2 separate regions of the Mus musculus genome follow, and region 1 is linked to region 2. The links are chromatin loops, found by intact Hi-C in ENCODE. Cell type or tissue: heart. All regions are shown on one strand. Links, peaks and the distances in the headings refer to the core of each region. The heading gives the core; the rest is flanking DNA. Region 1 has its middle 5.7 kb from the start of Ahnak2. Region 2 overlaps Cep170b (centrosomal protein 170B).

The links. A loop is a pair of places that touch in the nucleus more often than their neighbours do. Peaks named below come from ENCODE experiments on the same cell type or tissue, not always from the same donor. Only the 100,000 strongest peaks of a DNase experiment are listed, where the experiment ranks them.
Region 1: a loop joins it to region 2, with 3 times the contacts of the local background. A loop is called at or near these places in 18 of 42 quality-filtered maps.

The regions. Positions count from the first base shown.
Region 1 is chr12:112,796,641-112,806,209 of GRCm38, forward strand. It overlaps a transcript of Ahnak2 not described here. Among named protein-coding and RNA genes, the nearest start is that of Ahnak2, 5.7 kb to the left of the region's middle. In heart, for the core only: a CTCF peak has its summit at 4,007 (motif pointing right); DNase peaks (open chromatin) are centred at 671, 1,191, 4,001, 6,081 and 2 weaker places; H3K4me3 peaks cover 1,182 bases; H3K27ac peaks cover 1,068 bases; H3K27me3 peaks cover 5,539 bases.
Region 2 is chr12:112,742,893-112,752,461 of GRCm38, forward strand. It overlaps Cep170b (centrosomal protein 170B), which reads left to right. Exons shown (of 19, transcript NM_001024602.3): 14 at 61-220; 15 at 511-654; 16 at 778-866; 17 at 1,178-1,271; 18 at 1,631-1,682; 19 at 1,773-3,699. The coding sequence ends at 2,020. It also overlaps the pseudogene Gm5189. Among named protein-coding and RNA genes, the nearest start is that of Pld4, 13 kb to the right of the region's middle. In heart, for the core only: a CTCF peak has its summit at 3,927 (motif pointing right); DNase peaks (open chromatin) are centred at 1,579, 2,199, 2,479, 4,169 and 1 weaker place; H3K4me3 peaks cover 734 bases; H3K27ac peaks cover 1,862 bases; H3K27me3 peaks cover 296 bases.

The DNA of each region.
Region 1 (9,569 bases), core at 537-8,536, 53 kb after region 2:
CTAGCTGTCGCTGTTTGGGATCCCAGTGCCGGCTCTGGGCACCTGCACCTGTGGACAGGCTACAGCAGGCTTGCACGCACAGCTAAGGCTAAGGGGTCGAGGACAGGGAACGGTCAACAAGGGCAGCCCTTAGAAACACACCAGATCCCAGATCGGCATAACAGGCCAGAAATGAGAGCCACTGGAAGAGGCAAGTGAGGCCACCTCAGAGAGCCCCAAGGACGGGAGAAGGCAGGGGTCACTGGTGGGCAAAGAGGCTTCAGGGACAGCCTCAGTCCGGACAGGCTTCCTTCCCCCAACCTTGGCCTGAAAACCTAACGGTCATGGATGGAGAAAACAACTCTATTTACAGGGCACAAGCCAGGCCAGCTCCCCACCTCCCGCTCCACGGCCCCACCCCCAAGACAGCTCTCACCTGGGAACTCTGTTTACTGCCTGACACCAAACCAAACCAAACTGTCAGCTCTAGGTGGAGTGAGGCTGGCTGAGTCATCAGGGAGCCGGAGGTGGGGGGGTGGGGGTGGAGAGAATGCTGTCCGGGAGCTGGAGATGGAGTGAGGGGGGAGAATGCTGTCCTGGAGCTCCCCTGCTGCCACTGGGTTCTCCTGAGCCAGGTCATCCATCCCATCAGCCCCTCTACCTGTGAGCCCCACAGTTCTGACTCCCCCCTTCCTCTTCTGTCCCTTGCCCCACCCACCTGAGGACCCATGATCACCTCCACCCCAAGCTCCTAGCTAAGGTGCACCATACTGCTGCACGGATGGATGGCTTGGGGACAGACGACAGGGCTTGGGGACGGTTGACAGTAGGGAAGAAGAGTTGGAACTGCGATTCTAGGGGGCCTCATGAGCTGCCTCTTGCCCATATCCAACCCAGAGGGGCTCGCTCACTCGACTCTCAGCAGGCTTTGCCTACCTCAGATCCTAAGGATGCCCACACACCCTGATCAATCCTTGATTCCACGTAGCAGACCCAGTGGTCAGGTTGAGTCTGTGGAGGGCATTGGACATCTGCTGAGTCACAGACCCAGGTGTCTGGATGTGTCGAGCGACGCCCACTGCACACACAAGTCCTGCTGGAAGCTGCCAGGACCCCACCCCCCCCCAGCCCAGCTCTTTAACAACATGGGAACTTGGCAGTGACAGTGACGAGACCGGGTGGGGCTGGGGGCAGCTGCTAGTGACTCAGCTGAGGGCATTCCCAGGGGATGCGTCACAGCACGGCCTGGGTGCTCTGCCACCCGCCCACCCTCTAGCAAGGCCTGCCAGTGAAGGAGCCACCCAATAGTGGGCTGGCAGCCAGGCATCTGTGACAGGCTGCCTTTCTTCCTCCTACAGAGGGTCCAGCTCTCAGGAAACAAGGGCCACTAGAGGATCCAAGAAGGCACGGGGAGGGACAGGGCAACTGGACTGCACTGCCTGCATGCTAGCTTCTGCTCGGTCCGGTCCTCCACTCTGCAGCAAGCGGGGGGGGGGGGCAGACTCCACTGGGAAGGGCTGAGTCACCTGCAGTTGCAAATCTCAGTGTGGGGCAGCCCCTAAGGGGCAGATGACAAGCTGTGGAAGAGTCCGGGTGAGGCCCTGAGCTGTGTGGAACCCTTGCTGCCTGCATCTTACTGGGTCAGGAAAGTGACTCGAGGTCCCTTTCCGACTGCCTCACAACACCCAGCCACTCTGCCCACCATTGGGATAAAAGGACTAAGTTCACAGCCAGGACCCTGGAGAGTGACCTCAGCTCTGTCCTCTGTTCTCACATGTACAGGTTGGGGCCAGGTGTGCACTGCAGCGTGCTGGCCAGGGAGGAGCTCACAGCCCGTGGCAGGAGCGGCTGGAAGTGTTTCTGCCATGTGTGGGGTGTGGGGAGTGGGGAACACAGCCTCCCGCCCCAGGCCTCCTGGGCCCCAATCCAATTTTCCGTCTGAGAAAGTGCTTCTGACTATTAAATATTTATCCCAGCAAGGCAGGCCTTGGCTCCCTTGGCCTGTGACTTCCAAAAAATAAAAAAATAAAAATAAATAAAAATAAAGGGAAACCCAGAGACAGAGGCAGAGAACAGGAAGAGAAATGCCCTTCGCAGGACAGCAGCTTCCCTTAGAATGGGGTCCAAAATTGGGAGTTCAATGTTTCCACCTATGACTCTGGTCCAAACTCACAGATACATTCTTCCTTCTGTCCAACTCCATTTCCCCAGCCCCTGTCCCCTACGCAGATCCAGCCTGGTGAACGTAGTTACTGCTGCCCTGTGGTCTCCCTCCTCATGGATTTTGAGCCCTCCGTGGCTCCTCCATGTATCCAGGCCACTGTCTGCTCTCTCCCCAGCGTTTTGGGACCTCTTGGCTATAGTGGTAGCAGCTCTCACTAAGTGGGCAGGCAGGGATGAGTGGACATCACTCAGACCTGACACCATCCCTGAGTGCAGGATCTGCCTCCTCCTCTTGGGCAGGGATCAAAGCTGGTGAGATCTTGGCGTTTTGCTCCTGGGTGGTAGTGATGCCCAGGTAAGATAAGCGTCTCACTCTCTCTGCCACGGCTAGAACCTCTCCTCCCTAGCCAAGCCGACCCAAGCTGCACCTGAAACACAAACAGCTTCAGTATAGGGTGTGGAGGAGGTCACAGAAGGGAGGACACAGAGGGCTGGAGTAAAATGCTCCCAGCAGGGGCAATGACTAGGCCTTCCCAGGTGGAGGTGGGCACAGCCGCCAGGGCCCAGGAGGTTAGGAAGCTAGAGGATCTGCCGGTTCCGTCTTCCTGTCTACACTCATGCTTTCTTGGCTGATAACAGCAGATGCAGCCTGTGGCTTGGAGAGAGCAGAATGAAGCCTGTTCTGTCACCTAACCCATCCAAATAAAGAGCCTTACTGGGCAGTGGAGATGCACACCTTTAATCCCAGTTCTATGATCCCAGCAGGGGCAGGGGGAAATCTCTGAACTCAAGGCCAGCCTGGTCTACAGAATAAGTTCCAGAAAAGCCGAGGCTATGCAGAGAAACCCTTGTCTTGAAAATAGACAGACAGACAGACAGCGAGAGTGAGAGAGGGCAAGAGAGAATGTGTGTGAGAGACTGAGAGCACAAGAGAGAGCGAGAGAGCGAGCGAGAGAGCAAAAGAGTGAGAGAGAGAGAGCCCCCAACATCCGCTTTTGCCCTCACTTCCCTCAAGCAGGAAGTAAATCCTTATGACCTCCATTGCTTCCTCCTCAGTCAGTGCCTGTCCCACCATGGATCCATCCAGGCTGAGGTGGGGCTACCAGAGCCCAGCCCCTTTTGTGTTCTGCCCGGTAGCACAGGACAGAGCTAGCACCTTTCAGAACCACCTCCCATCTCTCAGGGAATATGGCCTGTGTCTTGGCTGGATGCCTAGAGAGTCCCACTATGCTCAGCATCTCTGGGAACATAGATTCCCACCAGTGTGGACAACCCTGCCCAAGAGATGACAGAGTAGAGCTAGCATGTGTCCTCGCTGGGGTACAGCCCCTCCCCCTCCCCCCCCCCGCATGGTAGCCCAGGCACTCCTGGGCACAAATGTCAGATCTGGACCTACACCCCAACCTAAGGCTGGTTAAACAGTTGCCTTTCCCCTATACTCTGTGGAGAAAGGACCTAGTCACACCCTGGCCCCCAACCCCACAGAAAGAACATCCAGATGTCCCCTCATGATGTCCCCACCTAGGGTTCCCCAGATCCAACAGTAGTTTCTTGAAGTGTGTTGGCGGTTAGTGCCTAGGCTATGCCAGGCTCACCCAGGTGCAGCACAGGGACCTCAGCTTTGAGACCCCGGTTCCCTGTCACTGTCTGGGATTCAGCTCTGCCTCAGGGAAGGAACCCACATGCTCTCAGGGGTATGACACCCAGCATCTATGGGGTTAAACATGTCCATCAGGGGGCTTGTGTAAGGTCCATCTCACAGTGGGTAAAGGTATTTGGGCATTCCAGGGTTGGGTGTAACCCTATACAGCCCCACCCCACCCTCACTCAATCTTGTGTAGGTACATTCCCAAAACAGCCACCAGGGGGCAACCTCTGCGCAAAATGACTGAGACAGGGCTCTGTCCCGGGGCTGTAGGAGGTGGCAGGATGCCAGGGGTGGGCACCAGAGACTGGCACAGGAGGGCAACTCTGGCCTGTTGGGAGTGGGCTGCGGCTGGAAAAGGCCTGAACCCAATCCTCCTCAACCCTTAGGGAGTGTCCTTGGGAAGCGTGTATATTCCTGGGCCCCCTGTGCAGGACTGAGGACAGCCTAGGCAGAACCCTCCAAACCCTTATCTTAAAAGTGTCCTACCAGAGCTGCACTAGAGGCCGCTGCTCTGGCTCCCTAAGAGCAGGTGGACTCAAGGAGAGCTGTTCCAGACGAAGCAGGGAACTACCGGTTAAAAGCGGGAAGAACTAGCATCCTTGAGTGGGAGAGGTTTGGGCTCAGGGAGCGGGGTGCAGGATGTGGGTCAAGCGGTCTCTAACCTGAGCCTAAGAAGAAGAAAGCCACTCAGGCAAACTGGAGGCGGAGCAGCCCTATGTCCTTTCTCTCTCTGGGGAGGCCAATCTGTAGTGATGTGGGTCAGGGCCAGCAATGGGGAAGGAGGAAGATGAGGGGTGGGGTCATCACTCTCCCACTGCTAGCAGGGCTAGTCAGGGCTCTTGGGCTCTCATCTGTGTGTGGAAGAGTCCCAGACCTCAATCCACACAGGACAAACGGGCCCCAGGGAGGACTATGGGAACTCTACTCTGGCTACAGAGGATGCCAGGCAGGGCCACCCGTCTGCATAGCACTCTGAAATCGTGAACAGCCCCATAGTCAAAACTGTCATCAACTGTTTTCCCCAGAGCAGGGTCTAGCCTGTACCACTGCAGAGGGAACCAGTCTCTACCAGTGTAGAAAGGGGTCCAGTCTGGACCAGTGCAGCTCCTCTGTCTCAATCCCCTGGGCAGTGGCTGGCCAGGTGCCCTGGGCGTGGCCAGGCTGCTGCATTAATGACCCAGAGTCTGAAGGATGGTTTCTTGTTCCCCCACCCCACCCCACCCCACCCCACCCTCCAAGACACTAGAGGTAGGCCCAGGCTAGGGCACAAACCACCAGGTAAAAAGCACCAGGTAGCCACTTTGCCACAGATATGCTCAGCAAGAGGGGCACTGACTATCCTGGGGGTGGGGGTGGGGTGGCGTGTCAACTCCCCATGACTGGTATAACAGGACTCTACTCAGGCCCCTTAGAAGGCCCCAGACCTCAAAACCAGCCCTGCCCCCAGCCACACCTTGTTTGTCACCCATATACATAGTAGCCGCACGGTGGATCCAGCACAGCCATATCCTGTTAGCCCCAACCTAAGTCCTGGTCAGGTCAAGGATGGTCCCTCAAAAAGCAGATCAGAAGCTAGATCTAGCAGAAGGTCTCCTAGCCCAGGACTGCCTCCTGCTCGCCTTGGGCCTGTTCCATCTAGTATGAAGCACACCTGCCTCCGAAGCCGCCTTACTAGTCACAGGAGCGTCTTAGAAGGTTACAGGCAGGAGGATCGTGATGAAAAGGGAAGAGACAGACAGTGACAACGAGAGTCCGGCGTGCAGGGAGCCACACAGTGTAATGAAAACCCGAGAAACAAAGTGAGCTAAAGAGATAGGGTGGGGGTGAAAAGCACGAGGCAGGCACAAGTGCAAGCGAGATGCAGAGACCCACAGAGCCAGCGAAGGTCCGAAAGCACGCAAGACCCGCCCGCCCTCCAGCCCCTAGCCATCTCTCCTGCCCTTTCTGACGCGCGCAGCCTGTCCCGCACTGCGCGCCCCCGTCACGCCCGCACAGCCCACCCGCCCGAGGGGAGCGGGCTGCAAGCGGGGATGAGGCGCACCGCTGCCGGGGGCTCCGGGCCAGGTGGGCAACACCACGTGGAAGCAGTCGCACATCTTGGCGGCTAGTGGTGCGGGCGGGCGGCGGCCCTGCGCGTCCAGTCGCGGTCCCAGAGCTGATGCGCCAGGAGAAGGGCGGCTCCCACGGCCTCGCTGCCCGGTGCTGCCGCGGGCAGCCGGGTTGTGACTGCAGCTAACTCTTGGGGTACCTCCAGACCTTGGCTCCGGCCCCGCCCTGGCCCGCCCAGCCCGTGCTGACCACTCCGCAAGGGCGACGCGAGCGGCGCTGCCGGTCTCATTCAGCCCATTGGTTGCTGCAGCCTTGGCCCCGCCCCCTGACGGCCCCGCCCCGTAGGACCCAGGCCCCTGTGGTCCTCCCCACCCCTAGCTGACCTCAACACACACACACACACACACACACACACACACACACACACACACCCCACCCCCTCCCCCGCCCTCCTCCAGATTGTATTTCTAGAGCAAAGATTAGTTAAGTTCCTCCAGGGGCCACCAGATCCCTGCACCAGGAATCCAGGGCTTCTTTACCTCCAGTTTGGGGGAGTGACAGGGGACTGCGGGAGTCTAAGGTAGATGACTTCCAAGGGAGATGACTTGCGACCTGAACTCCTCAGGAAAAGATGGGGTTCAGGGCCAAAAGAGGAAAGAGGGGAAGCAGATGAAAGGACAGGCTAGAAGCCACTAGTTTGGAGACAGGTGGCCCTGGGCAGATCCTCTGTAGGCTGTCCAGGATGGTAGGACCAGAGCTGGAGCCATCCTGCAGCCCCAAGTCAGGATTTATCCTTTTAATGGTTTTTGTAGAAAGCCTGGCAGCTGGGGACCTGGCCATGGCCCCTGGGCTGCAGGACAGTGAAGGTACAAATGAGGGCCCCTTCAGGGCAGTACTAGACATCTGGCTAGGAGGGGTCTCTGAAAGGTTCCTGGCAGCCTAGGGTGAGCTGTGAGCAAAACAGTGCAGGAAGTCACTGTCACTGTCACTGGAGAGGTAACGTGGGTTCCCAGGACAAGGAAGAGAGAGCAGGGGCTGGAAAAGGCCTGCCTGGCCTAGGACTAAGGGGGCATCTATCAAGCAAGGAGCTCAGGGTTGAAGCGTGGGGGAGGCGTTCTGTAAATCAAGAGCAGCTGAATTAGGGTCGTGAGGTTGGGTGAGACTTCAATGGTCCTGGGACATTCTGGTTGCTAAGAGGACTGGGTAAGGCCTTGATGGGGGAGGGTGGGATCTCGGCAGCCTCTACTTGGGTGCCATCCACGCAAGGGAACATATTTGGGGGAGGGAAAGGTCCAAGAGCTGTTTCCACAGAAGCCGAGTTCTATGAGCCCAGTATGGTGCAGACCTGAGTGGGGGAAAGGGTTCCTGGCAAGTGTGGTGGCCATGCCGGGTGGACAGAGAGGCATGCATACCACTTTTCCTAGGGTGGGGAAATAGGGCGGGAGCCAGGAGAGGTTAACCTGCAGCAGAAGGGCCTCACAGACACAAGGACAAAATCACACACTCACACCAGTGCGTGTGCGCGTGCGCACACACACACACACACACACACACACACACACACACACACACGCACGCACACCTGCATATACAGATAATAAGCATAACAGGACATGACTGCACGTGCACGTGCACACAGTGTGCACAGTCTTAGGTACGAGCCCACAGAAGTCAGGGCCCAGGCAAGCCGGTGAGCATCAGCATGGATCATTCACTCACGGCAGGCAGTTCCCGTTAGCCGGGCTGCAGCGCTGGGCAGCCCGCCAGCCACACACAGGTCAGACAGACGCGAGTCACTGCTGGGAAAGAGCCCTGGCAGCCTCCTCCTGCCACTGCATGGGCCACAGCCCTGCCTTGGTGGGACACAAGTCTCACCCTCTCCTTGGAGAAATGTCCTGGATGAAGGACAGACACTGCCTTGTCCCTGGGGATATGGGTCTCTGTGTTCCAGGGTACATCCCTGTGTCTGCTGGGAAGGCTGGGAGGTCTCTGCCTGCCTGCCAATCCAGTGTGTCTGAATCCTGCTTCAGAGTCTGAGAGCAAGGGCCTTGGGAAAAGGTAGGTTTGTATCACCAAAAAGACCTTTGGGTGCAGACCCAGCTGTGTCCCTTGCTCTGGGCAATGTAAAGTGGTCTTAGGGTCCCAGACTCTGTGACATATTTGGATTGTCTAGCATGATCTGCCTGGGGCTGTGGTGGCTCCCATTAGCTTTGTGAGGAAGTATATGTGATCTAAGCTACCCAGGTGCAAACAGGACAGGCCCAATGATGTAATGTCAGGGGCATTGTACTAGGTAAGGGGTACCTGGTGTGCCAGCACCTTCCCACTTGACACTGTCAGTACAGGGGGTAGCATACTTAGGAGAGTTGTGCTTGGTAATGAGGCCCCCTTGAGACACCAGAGGTCCTCTTGAACTTCCTCCACTGGGCCTGTAGACCCTTGACCCAGTGAGAAGGTACCAGAATCTGGACATGTGTGGCCAGAGTCTCTGCATCTGCCTGGACGGGGCTTGAGAAAAGGACAAGGCAGCTCACTACCACAACCACTTGCAGCCCCGAGAGTCATTTCAGAGTTGGCTTAGGCCCCAGACCCAGGATGCAGGCAGGGCAGGAACCCAGGGGCTCTCCCTTCTCTTGCCTACTCCCAGACTCAGGGCTTGTTGGCAGATGCATCTCTGCCTGCCAGGAGCCAAGCACTAGAACTTCAGCTTGACTGTCAAGGCAAGGTGAGGACCTAACACGGGGACTCGAGCCGCCGCACTCCTGGAAGATCCCACTTAGGTGAGAGGCCAGACTACAGACAGTGAGAGGACCAGACACTTTGGGGCATCTCCCTAAAGAGCTATCCACCTCGGGGAAGAGCCACAGACAGAAAAACAAAACCATACATACACCACAGGACACCTTGGATCTGTCCCAGTACACACAGACAGGCACACATACTCCTGTGTATACACTCAGGTGCATGTGTATACAGGTATGTACAGAATACAGGGGGGCTACTGCTCACTCCTGAGCAGTGCTCCTGGGGCCTCACGGGCTGTGCTTCGCTCTCTATGCCTTTGGAAGATCTTGTCCTAGAGGCCAGGCTGCACCTATCTGGGTGGACCAGCCGAGAGTCAGCCTTTGCTCCCAGGGCCCAGTTAGACTTGCCCATCACTGGTAGAATTCAGAGACCGAAACCTAGACCTGGGGTCACAGTGAACAGGAACGGGGGAGGAAGGTGTGTGTGGTGGGGAACCTGCTATGTTCCGTCTACTGTCCCTTCCCCCACTCTAAAGCCTGGCCATCTTCTGCTGCAGAGCAATGTGCTGCCAGGAGTTCCCGGCACCACACTCCAGCCCCAGCCTCCTCCCTGTGTTCTCCTCTGGAGACAGATGCCCTGCTGGGGAAAGCTCCTGTGGCCAAGTCTAGCTCAGGAATTGATACCCCCTGCCCAGCATGTGGGGAAATGACCCAACTCACAGCCACAGCCAGTACACAAAGGCTTCTCACCACCACCCCTTCTAAACATCAACTCAGGGGTGCTATGTAGCTCTGTAATACCCCATGATCTTCCACCACCACCAAAGCTGGACCCTTGGGGGGGGCTGGAGGTCCAGAGGGGGTTGGGCCTGATATGGTTGTGGCTGCCTCGCTCACTGCCACCACCCACCTGCCTGACCCGATGCTCCACTGCCTCTCCCGAAAAGCTGGCCGTGATGCCCAGAGCATCAATGATTGATGCATCC
Region 2 (9,569 bases), core at 809-8,808:
TGCACTGGGGCTCTCCCAAGAGGACCACTAGCAGAACTTGTTTTTTCCTGTTGGCTGCAGGCTAAGCCAGACACTAGTGAAGGATGTGGCCATCCTGGCCAGGGAGATCCATGATGTGGCTGGAGACGGGGACTCACTGGGCTCCCCAGGCCCCACTCGCAGCCCATCTCTCGGGAATGTGCCCAACACCCCTGCCTCAACCATCTCAGCCCGGGAAGAGGTGAGTTCAGGCCTCTCAAGGGCACATGCTCATCTGCCAGGGTCAAATCCACCATGTGCTTCTTGGTGTGAGGGCTGTAATAAGAATCCTTACAGAATCCCGAGAGCTTGTGCTGTGGAAACTTGTCCTTCCAAGGGAGTGGGCGTTGGGAGGGATCCGGAGCAGATGCAGACGGGCCCAGGCCTGTCACGTCCTGTTTTATCTCTTCTCTGACTGAAGCAGTGCAGGGGCTCACTGCACCCCCTAGTGGTTCCTCTGCATCAGCCGAGCCAATGCTCTGTTCTCTGCAGCTGGTACAGCGTATACCAGAGGCCAGCCTGAACTTCCAGAAAGTGCCGCCTGGCTCTATGAACTCTCACAACTTGGACCAGAACATGAATGACAGCCGAGACGATGCTCTGACCAACAAGACGAGGCCTCGGAACCGTGAGGAGGCACGGTGCCCCTCTGACATTGCGTAGCTGCGGGTTGGGGCGTGTCTTAGTGTCTGGATGGAGGCCAGCTAGCTGGGTGGAGAGGGGAGGGCCCCGGCCATACTAATGCCCAGGTCCTTCCAGGTGATCTTTGATAATCTGATGCTAAACCCGGTGTCCCAGCTGTCACATGCCATTCGTGAAAACACGGAGCATCTTGCTGAGAAGATGAAGTAAGCGGGTAGTCCCTGGGTGCCAACAGGTCACGTGTGCTGCATCTAGCAATAGTATGCAGCCTGATAGGTCACATGTGGGTAGCCAGTCTCTGTGTGTCTTCACTGCTCCCTGGGGTCGGGGCCCCATTGCTTCCTCTCTCTCTCTGGCCCTATCTGAGCTGTTCCCATCTGAGCATGAGGTAGCTAGCCACACTCCTGCTCCGGGTGTCAGTTTCCCTCTTGAATCAGCTCTACTATGGCCAGAGAATATCAGGGGAGCAGCTGTTCTGTGTTCTCTGTCACTGCCCTTGTCCCTGCTCCCCTCTCAGGGTCCTCTTCCAGAATACAGGCCGGGCCTGGGAGGACTTAGAGGCCAGAATCAACTCTGAGAATGAAGTACCCATCCTGAAGACATCCAACAAGGTGAGAGACAGAGACCCCATCCTTGAGCCTGGCCCCCCATCCTCGGGCCTGGCCCCCCATCCTTGGGCCTGGCCCCCCATCCTTGGGCCTGGCCCCCCATCCTCGGGCCTGGACCCTCATCCTTGAGCCTGGCCCCCCATCCTCGGGCCTGGACCCCCATCCTCGGGCCAGGACCCCCATCCTCGGGCCTGGACCTCTACCCTCGGGCCTGGACCCCCATCCTCCGGCCTGGCTCCCAGCCAGTGGGCGTTGCTGAGCTGGTCTGAGCCACATCCTTAATCCAAGTCCACCAGGAGGCCCTGGGGGCCCTGCATGTTCCTACTCTTGCCCTCCAACCTTCCTCCTCTCTGTCCTCCCAGGAAATCAGCTCCATCCTGAAGGAACTTCGACGCGTACAGAAGCAGTTAGAAGGTAGGTGTGGCCCAGACCTAGGGCAGGCAAGGGCGACCTCAGAGGCTTATAGCCAGATTCTCAACTGGACTCTTTGATCTCTTCCTCCAGTCATCAATGCCATCGTGGACCCCAGCTTGAACCTCGACCTACTGATGGGAAACAGGGCTCCTTCAGGGTCTGGCCAGCCAGGACTTGGGAAAGCCCGGCCAGCAGCTCAGAGCTCAACTTCACCTGCCTCGGTGGATACCTTGCTGCCAGCCCTGCCTCTCAGGAGCTTCCCACAGCGGGCCAACTGCGGGCCCCCCGGCCTCCCGGAGCCTGCCTTCCTTCCTGATGCTGAGAGGTTTCTGATCTAAGCTGTGAGGCGGGCAAGGCCAGCCTTCTTCTGCGCGTGTGTCCTGTGCATCCATCCCACGGCCCACCTGCCTGGCTGCAGGAGGTTCTCTGTGAAAACCCTGTATGTGCCATAGCCCCATGGATGGGTGCCTCCCATTTCCAGACCCTCCTCAGCCAGCACCTGAACCACTTCATCCAGCCCATGGCGCCCCCACCTCCACAGGCCTCCCAGCCTAGCCCCTGGGGTGTCCACTGCCAAGGGCCAGCTGGTGAGGCCCCATATTCACCTCCTGTCAATCACCATTGTTTTTGTTGGTAGCTTTAAAGGAAAGAGTACATTGCTCCCTTGCAGGAACTTGCAGGCCCCGCTTAGGTCCAGGCCCAGCCTGGGAGGCCCCGTCTCATCCCTATGTGCTGGCTTGAGGCCAGACAGAGAAAGGAGCTGGACCCTGGGGCCAGTCAGTGCCAAACACAGGAGCTGGATGGGTTTGGCATGTCCCCAAACTGCCCAGGAAGGAGGCCACTTGCCTTGTGGCTCCTACTGAGTCCACGGCCGGAGCTGCTGCAGAGTCCATCAACCTGGGCAGACGAGTGGTTCTAAGTCCTTGGTGCCAACACAACTGCCAAACCCACTGAGTTTGGGTACTGTCCCAGCAAGCTCTCCTGAGTGGATTCATCCCAGCTAGGGACACTGGGCTTCCTTACAGTGGGGCTGGGTGTAGCTAGGTGGGCCAGCAATCCCGTTGGTTGTGGCGAGTGCTTTACCAGAGTGGCAGAAAGAGATTTGGAAGCTCCTGGCTTTGTGATCTAAACCATGTACCTGCCCCTGCCGTCCCAGATGGTGCGGGCAGGAAGTGGTAACTGCAGCAGGCTCCTGCGGCCCGATCCGTTGCGGAGGCCTGGCAGGGACAGGCTCACTACTGGTTATGCTTTCTCAGGATTTGTGCGGCTGGGGCCTGCCAGGTGAGCAGGGTAGCTGCCCTGCTGCTGCCCCTTGCTGATGCTTCTGGAGGCACTAAGCCAAAGAGCCCGGTGGCTGGAGTGGGATGGGGACAGTCCCTTATTGACCAGGCTGGCATGGGTGTGCTCTGGGACCTGCCTGATGTGTGTGTGGGCGTTGCTCCTGAACAGGACCTGTCTGCTGGGAGAGGTAGCTGCAGCGGGGGGCCCAGAGCCCAGGGGTAGCATGGGTCTCCCTGTTTACACTTAGCTGATAGAGTCATGCACGGGTCCTGTGTGCCTCTGCCCAGCCCACCTGATGTTTACGTGTGTATGTGTGTGTGTGTGTGTGTGTGTGTGTGTGTGTGTGTGTGTGTGTGTGTGTAGAGCTTGCTGTTTGTCTGGAGGAGGTGCCAGCTCAGCCTGTTGGCTGCTCCGCCTGCATGTCCCACACATTGCCCACAGCCTGCTCCCTGTAAGTAAACGGCTGTCCTGCAGAGTCCATGCCTCCCACCCTTGGTCATCACTGTGTAATTTTTTTTTTTTAATGCACAAATTGGTGTTCCTCTCCATACTTAGTTCCTCTGTCACTTTAGCCTTCAACCCGGCATTGGTACTGTACATGCCTGGCTTCTGAAGGTATCTCTGTACATTGTTCTCAGGCGGTCTTGTGGATGTCTTTCAGGAAATGGTTATTTTATATGATTTGTCATGAAATTTGTTCTAATAAATCATTCCTCCACGTGGCAGCACACCAGTGACTGCCGCCTCGGCCCTCTTCTCTGGGGATGGTGTTGGGTGACCATCTCCTTGACACAAGGAGTCTCTGAGGGGCTCAAGACACTAAAGGCAGTGGGTGTGGTGGCATATGCCTTTGTCCAAAGAACTTGGGAGGCAGGGATCTCTATATCTGCTCCCAGCCAGGGCTACTTAACAAGATGGTCTTTTAAAAAAAAAAAAAATGAATTCAGATGTTGCCACCAGGTGGCACTCAAAGCAAGGAAGCAGCAAGCAGATGTCTGCTTTTGTTTAAGCTAATGTGTATTAGTGGTTTGCCTGCATTTTCGTATGCACTCCTAGTGTCAGTGGAGAGTAGAAGAGGCCATTGTGTCATCTGAAACTGGAATTACAGATGTTTGTTATCCGCTGTGCGGGCTCTGGAAGCCAAGTCAGGTCCTCTGCAAGAACAGCCAATTCTCCTAACCATTGAGCCGCCTCTCCAGCCCCAATTCCTCACTTCATTACAGATCAGAAAGCAGAGAGTAGACTAGAACTGGGCTCAGCTCTCCCCTCCAAAGGCCCTGCTACCAGGCCCCGCCTCCTGAGCTTCCGCAGTTCTGAGCCTGTGAGGGGACAGTCCAGATCCAACCATAACAAGGAGCCATGGGGTGACAGGGTAAGTCATGTTCTCACCTTCAACTGGGAGAAAATGCACAAAACAAGAGCTTTCAGGTGGGAGGCAACAGACAAAGCAGGGCTGTGGTCCCCCTGAGGGGACACGGAGCTGACAGCTGCCCTCTACTGCATGAGAGGGCAGTTGCTCCAGACATCACAGTAAAAGCAGGGCTGTGGTCCCCCTGAGGGGACACGGAGCTGACAGCTGCCCTCTACTGCATGAGAGGGCAGCTGCTCCAGACATCACAGTACTGCTACTGAGCAGGGACACATCACCACAGCAGGAAGGACAAAGCAGCAAGGCTTTGCAGAACCAAACCGCCAAGAAGAGCGTGGGAGAGAGCAAGCCCTGGGCTGCACAGACTGGCCATGACCTGCCCTTGTGGGAGAAACTGCAGGAGGCTAAGGAAGCCACCACAGAGCAGGATGAAGGCTGCATGTACCTCGAGACTGCCCCAGGCCTGGGACTGTTTATGTCATCGCCATGTAGCTCATGACACACAGGACATGGGCCTTGGTGCAGGGATAACCTCTCGTGTACTGTGTGGAAGCATCGCTTGTCAGTAACAAGCTGATGGCCTATTAGCAGAAGTGGGGAGGGAACAGTGGAAAGCGTGAGTATGGACTGGGAGGATCTGCTGTGAGGTTGTGATGGGCCATAGGACACACAGACAGACGAAGAGCCAAGGCGAGGTTCAGATGCAAATCAAGGACTGTGTGTCTTGGCATTGGCCGCCATAGAGTGTGAGGATAGATAAATGTCTGCCTAGCTTAGTGCTTGCAGCTTGTTAATAAAGATGCCAGGTCTCTGTCTAGAACAGGTGTAGAAATGCCCTGTTGTCACTTGGGAGCAAAGGGACATAGAAAACCCTCTGAAGAATTATTTTGTGTTTGATGCCCAATGTGGGACTAGAAATCTAAGCTTAGAACCTAAGAACTGGGTAGAAGATGATTCTCTAGCCAGGAACTGGGAAACCACAGGGCAGTACAAAGGTGGATATATTTAAAACACACACACACACACACACACGGGCTGGAGAGATGGCTCAGCGGTTAAGATGTGTTGCCTTCTTCTGGGGTATCTGAAGACAGCTACAGCGAGGGGCCAGGGCGAGCAGGGCAGGAGCAAGAGCTGGAGAGTTGTCTCAGTGATTAAGAGCACTGACTGCTCTTCCAGAGGTCTAAGTTCAAATCCCAGCAACTACATGGTGGCTCACAACCACCTGTAGTGAGATCAGATGCCCTCTTCTGGTGTGTCAGAAAACAGCTACAGTGTACTTAAATTATATAATAAATAAATCTTTAAACACACACGCGCACATCTGCAGAATAGAAAAGGAGCTCTTATACCTGATCCTGGGGCCACAGTAGCTGTGACTCCCCAAGTGTAGCGTGATTCAGGAGAAGGGTTGGAAGAGAGAGTGTTACAGGCCAGACCCAACCTTGATGTGGGGGAGGCTGAGCTTCCGCCTGTAGCTGGGACATACAGAGCCTGTAACGAGGACAGAGTAGCTGAATTCAGCCCCGAGGTGGCAGGCCACAGGGGAAGGGTCAGCATTTGGTGTGACACCATTCCTAGCTGGTGCCTCTGATGCCAGATACACACACGGACGGCAGAAACACCTCTTCTCTGTGAGCTGAATGGGAAGGGGTCGGGCTTGGCACAGAACCAGCTCTGGCCAACGCAAACAGACACAAGAAGAAACCGTAGTGCAGATAAATGAACTCCTGATCAGGTAAAAAATGTTTGAAATTATGTTTAAATGCTAAAAAGGGAAAAAGACTGGGTATGGCACCATAGATAGATGTAAATAGTTTAAGACTAGTAATATAAAATCCTTGAAGAGAATTAAGTACATTAAAAAGAGTAAGCCACACAAGGATGAGAAATAATTTAGAGAAAGTTAAATGCAGAAAAAGATACTAAGTTTGGAAGGCAATAATAGAGAAATAAATGCACATAGACGATTAAGTCTCTGGAGGAAAAAAAGATAAATAGATAAAAATGTTTTAAAAGGTGCATAGAGGCTAAAGAAAATAAGGAAACTGAACACAGCCAACCATAGAAACACTGAGTTTAGATATTTTTTTTAAATCTCCCAGAAAGGAGAGAGAGAAATAGTTTCCAAAGGAACAAGAGAGAAAGAACTAAAGGAAAGTCTCCAGAGGAAGGAGAGAGTTAGAGAGAGTAAAAAAGAAAATATTTTCCATGTTAAAAAATGGGAAACAGGGCTTGTGAGATGGCTCAGTGGGTTAGAGCACCCGACTGCTCTTCCGAAGGTCCAGAGTTCAAATCCCAGCAACCACATGGTGGCTCACAACCATCCCGAACGAGATCTGACTCCCTCTTCTGGAGTGTCTGAAGACAGCTACAATGTACTTACATATAATAAATAAATAAATCTTTTTTAAAAAAAGGGAAACACTCTAGAAGGGGGCATTTAGACCCCATATAGTTTTGCTTTGACTGTCGGCATAAAAATAATTTTATGTTCAGTAATGATTACAATTTTTTTGCAGAGGAAATAATATAATTCCTTTATTTGGAAAAAAAAACAATACTGACTCCCTGAGATCAGTTAAAATCAGTTAAAATCTACTGCTGGATGGGGATCCTTCTCAGGCTGCTGTCCCTCTCCATCTGCCACACAGCTGTGGCTGTGCACAGACAGAAAAGCATTTGGTCAGAAAGCAGCAACCCAGTGTTTCTCCAGCCGACAAACCATGGCTCCCGCCTCCTGTGCCACCATTCGTCTCTGTTTTATTTCTTCTTTACACTGGCATTCTGGCAGACCCAGTTCATGACTACAATTTTATATACCTTCTTTAAGTGAGATCAGAATAAAACAGACTGAAAGAAAATGAAGACTGAAAAGATTAAGTGCTAGAACGGAGACAATAGAACAGAAATTAGAGGATTCCTTAAATCAGAATAATAGTCCTTGGACGAGTCTGATCTGGAACCTACATGGGCAGCAGAAAAGGCCGTTCCGGATGAGAGAAATCCACCAAGGCTTGGAAAGTTAGCATGGCAGCCCACAGAGATGCAATAGACTGCGCTAGGAATCCAGAGTCAGTTCAGTGACGCCACCTCAGAGCAATGACACACAGCTGGCTCGTGTGTTTCATTTTGTAGATTTTGAACAATTAAAATACGTTTATGTGCTAATCTATCATACAGTCGTTACGTGCTCAGAATTCCAGGGGGCTTTTGCCTTGAGTTCTGAAAGGAGCTGTTCTGAGATTTCACATTCATTAGAGATGGTGGCTACCTTGGAGATGCCTTTGCGAGTGGAAACCGGTGACGCTTGGACATGTGCATCCGTTAGAACACAGCAATATTCTAGACATTGTGGCATAAAACGTGTTACTGGCATAGCTCACAATCTTACAAGATAAGCTGCTGTAGGGAGAACTCATTGTGCTTTATTTTACTTGAAATTCTCATAATTTTAGTGTCAGTAGCTTCTGAATGGTATAGTTAAATGATATACTTAAGACAGCCTACAGCAAGCTCATACCCCTCAGAAAATAGCCTCGGCTCCTATCCATATGGCATTGCCCAGCCAGACTTCCACAGCCTGGGACCTACTCCTGGGCTATAGAAATAGATATCTTAGTGTAATGAGCTGAATAAACCCCTAGCATACCCATGGTCTATTCTTTTTGCTTAAAAAAAAAATGTAAGTATTAATCCAAGCACTTCCCCAGGTGCTGGTCACAGAGAAAACCCAGTGTTGCTGTTGGGATCCGAGCCCTGTGGGTCCTGTGGTTCTCATGGTTCTGTGGTTCTTGTCCCCCTCTCCTGCAGTCATATGGCGTAGAGCTCATAAACCTTCCTTATCCAGCACACCAGGGCAGCCAGGGCTACTGTGCTGTGCAGTCTCTTTCTGTACAGGTCGTCCTCCCGAACCGGCAGCGCTGGTGTGGAGGAGGTGAGCGCGTGCAGAGGCCGACTGGACAGTTTGTACGCATCATACTACAGCTGGTACTTGTAGCCAGGGCCAAACTGCCAGGAGATCCTATAGAGGGTCCAGCAGTGGACAGGGAGATGTAGTGGAAGTGGTCCAGGGGCAGTACCAATGGGGTGAAGAGGCAGGCAGTACCCGATAACACGGCCATCTTGTGCAGGCAATTGTCTATGGTGATCCAGAGGGCTGTCTCATCTCCAGTTCGGGTGGGCTCTATCACAATGTACTTACACTGGGCTTCCAGCGCCTGCTCCAGCTCACACTCACACTGGTCCCGGGCGTTCTCCCCACTGCAGATTTCATGCACTATGTAGCAGCCTGCAGCTGGGAGCTGTGGCCACCCAGACCCAGAAGCCTCCTTCCCTACGGGGCCGTCATGGAGACCCTAATTATATCTTAAAGAGATGGTTAATACACAGAAAGGGGTAACAAAGACACTCCCCCCAGAGACAGATCTCTTTATTTTCATTTTTTTTAAATGATAATGAGCAAAACCCAACAGCTGCTGAGAGACATTTGCTTATTGAAAAAAAACACAAAAACAAACAAACAAACAAACCTGCTGCACTAAACCAGCCTGTGTGTATTAGGGATGTCTGAACCTCAGAAGGGAGGGAAGGAAAGGTACTGCATTGGGAAGAGGCTTTGCCTTTGTTTCAAAGGGAGAATGAAAGCCACGGATTCCATAAGCATCAGATTTGACTGGAGCGTCCCCCTGAAGATGCTGACTGAAGAGAGGAAGAAATCAAGAAGACCAACAAAGCAGGTAAACTCCGTGCTGGTCCTGCGACGTGGGAGCAGCTCTGAGACTCCAGCCAGGACTTCAACTAAGCATGGCCAATGAATTGTGTTGGCTACAGAATCCTCAGGACTTATCACCCTATCCTTTCAAATGGCATGGGTGAAAATGTATACTATAGTTTGGTTATATAGTCTGAACTAACTTACAAAGAAAGACAGATGCCTTACCCCCTCAAAAAAAAAAAAGGGCAGAAAATCATCTTTAACTGATCTGTGCACATTTCATACATGCATGAATGCAGAAATGTATATTACCTACTGAAGTGTCTAGGTTGACGACACCAGTGAAGTTAAAATGGCCCTGACAGGATTCACCTTGAAGATGCTACAAAGGATGCTGAGACGCTGAGACATGTTTATTCCACCATCCTGCCTGACCCTACCACAGACTGCCTCAGTGCCATTTACTTAAAATTCTAGAACATCTTCAAAATGGCTAGTTAGATTGTTCAGCATCACAGAC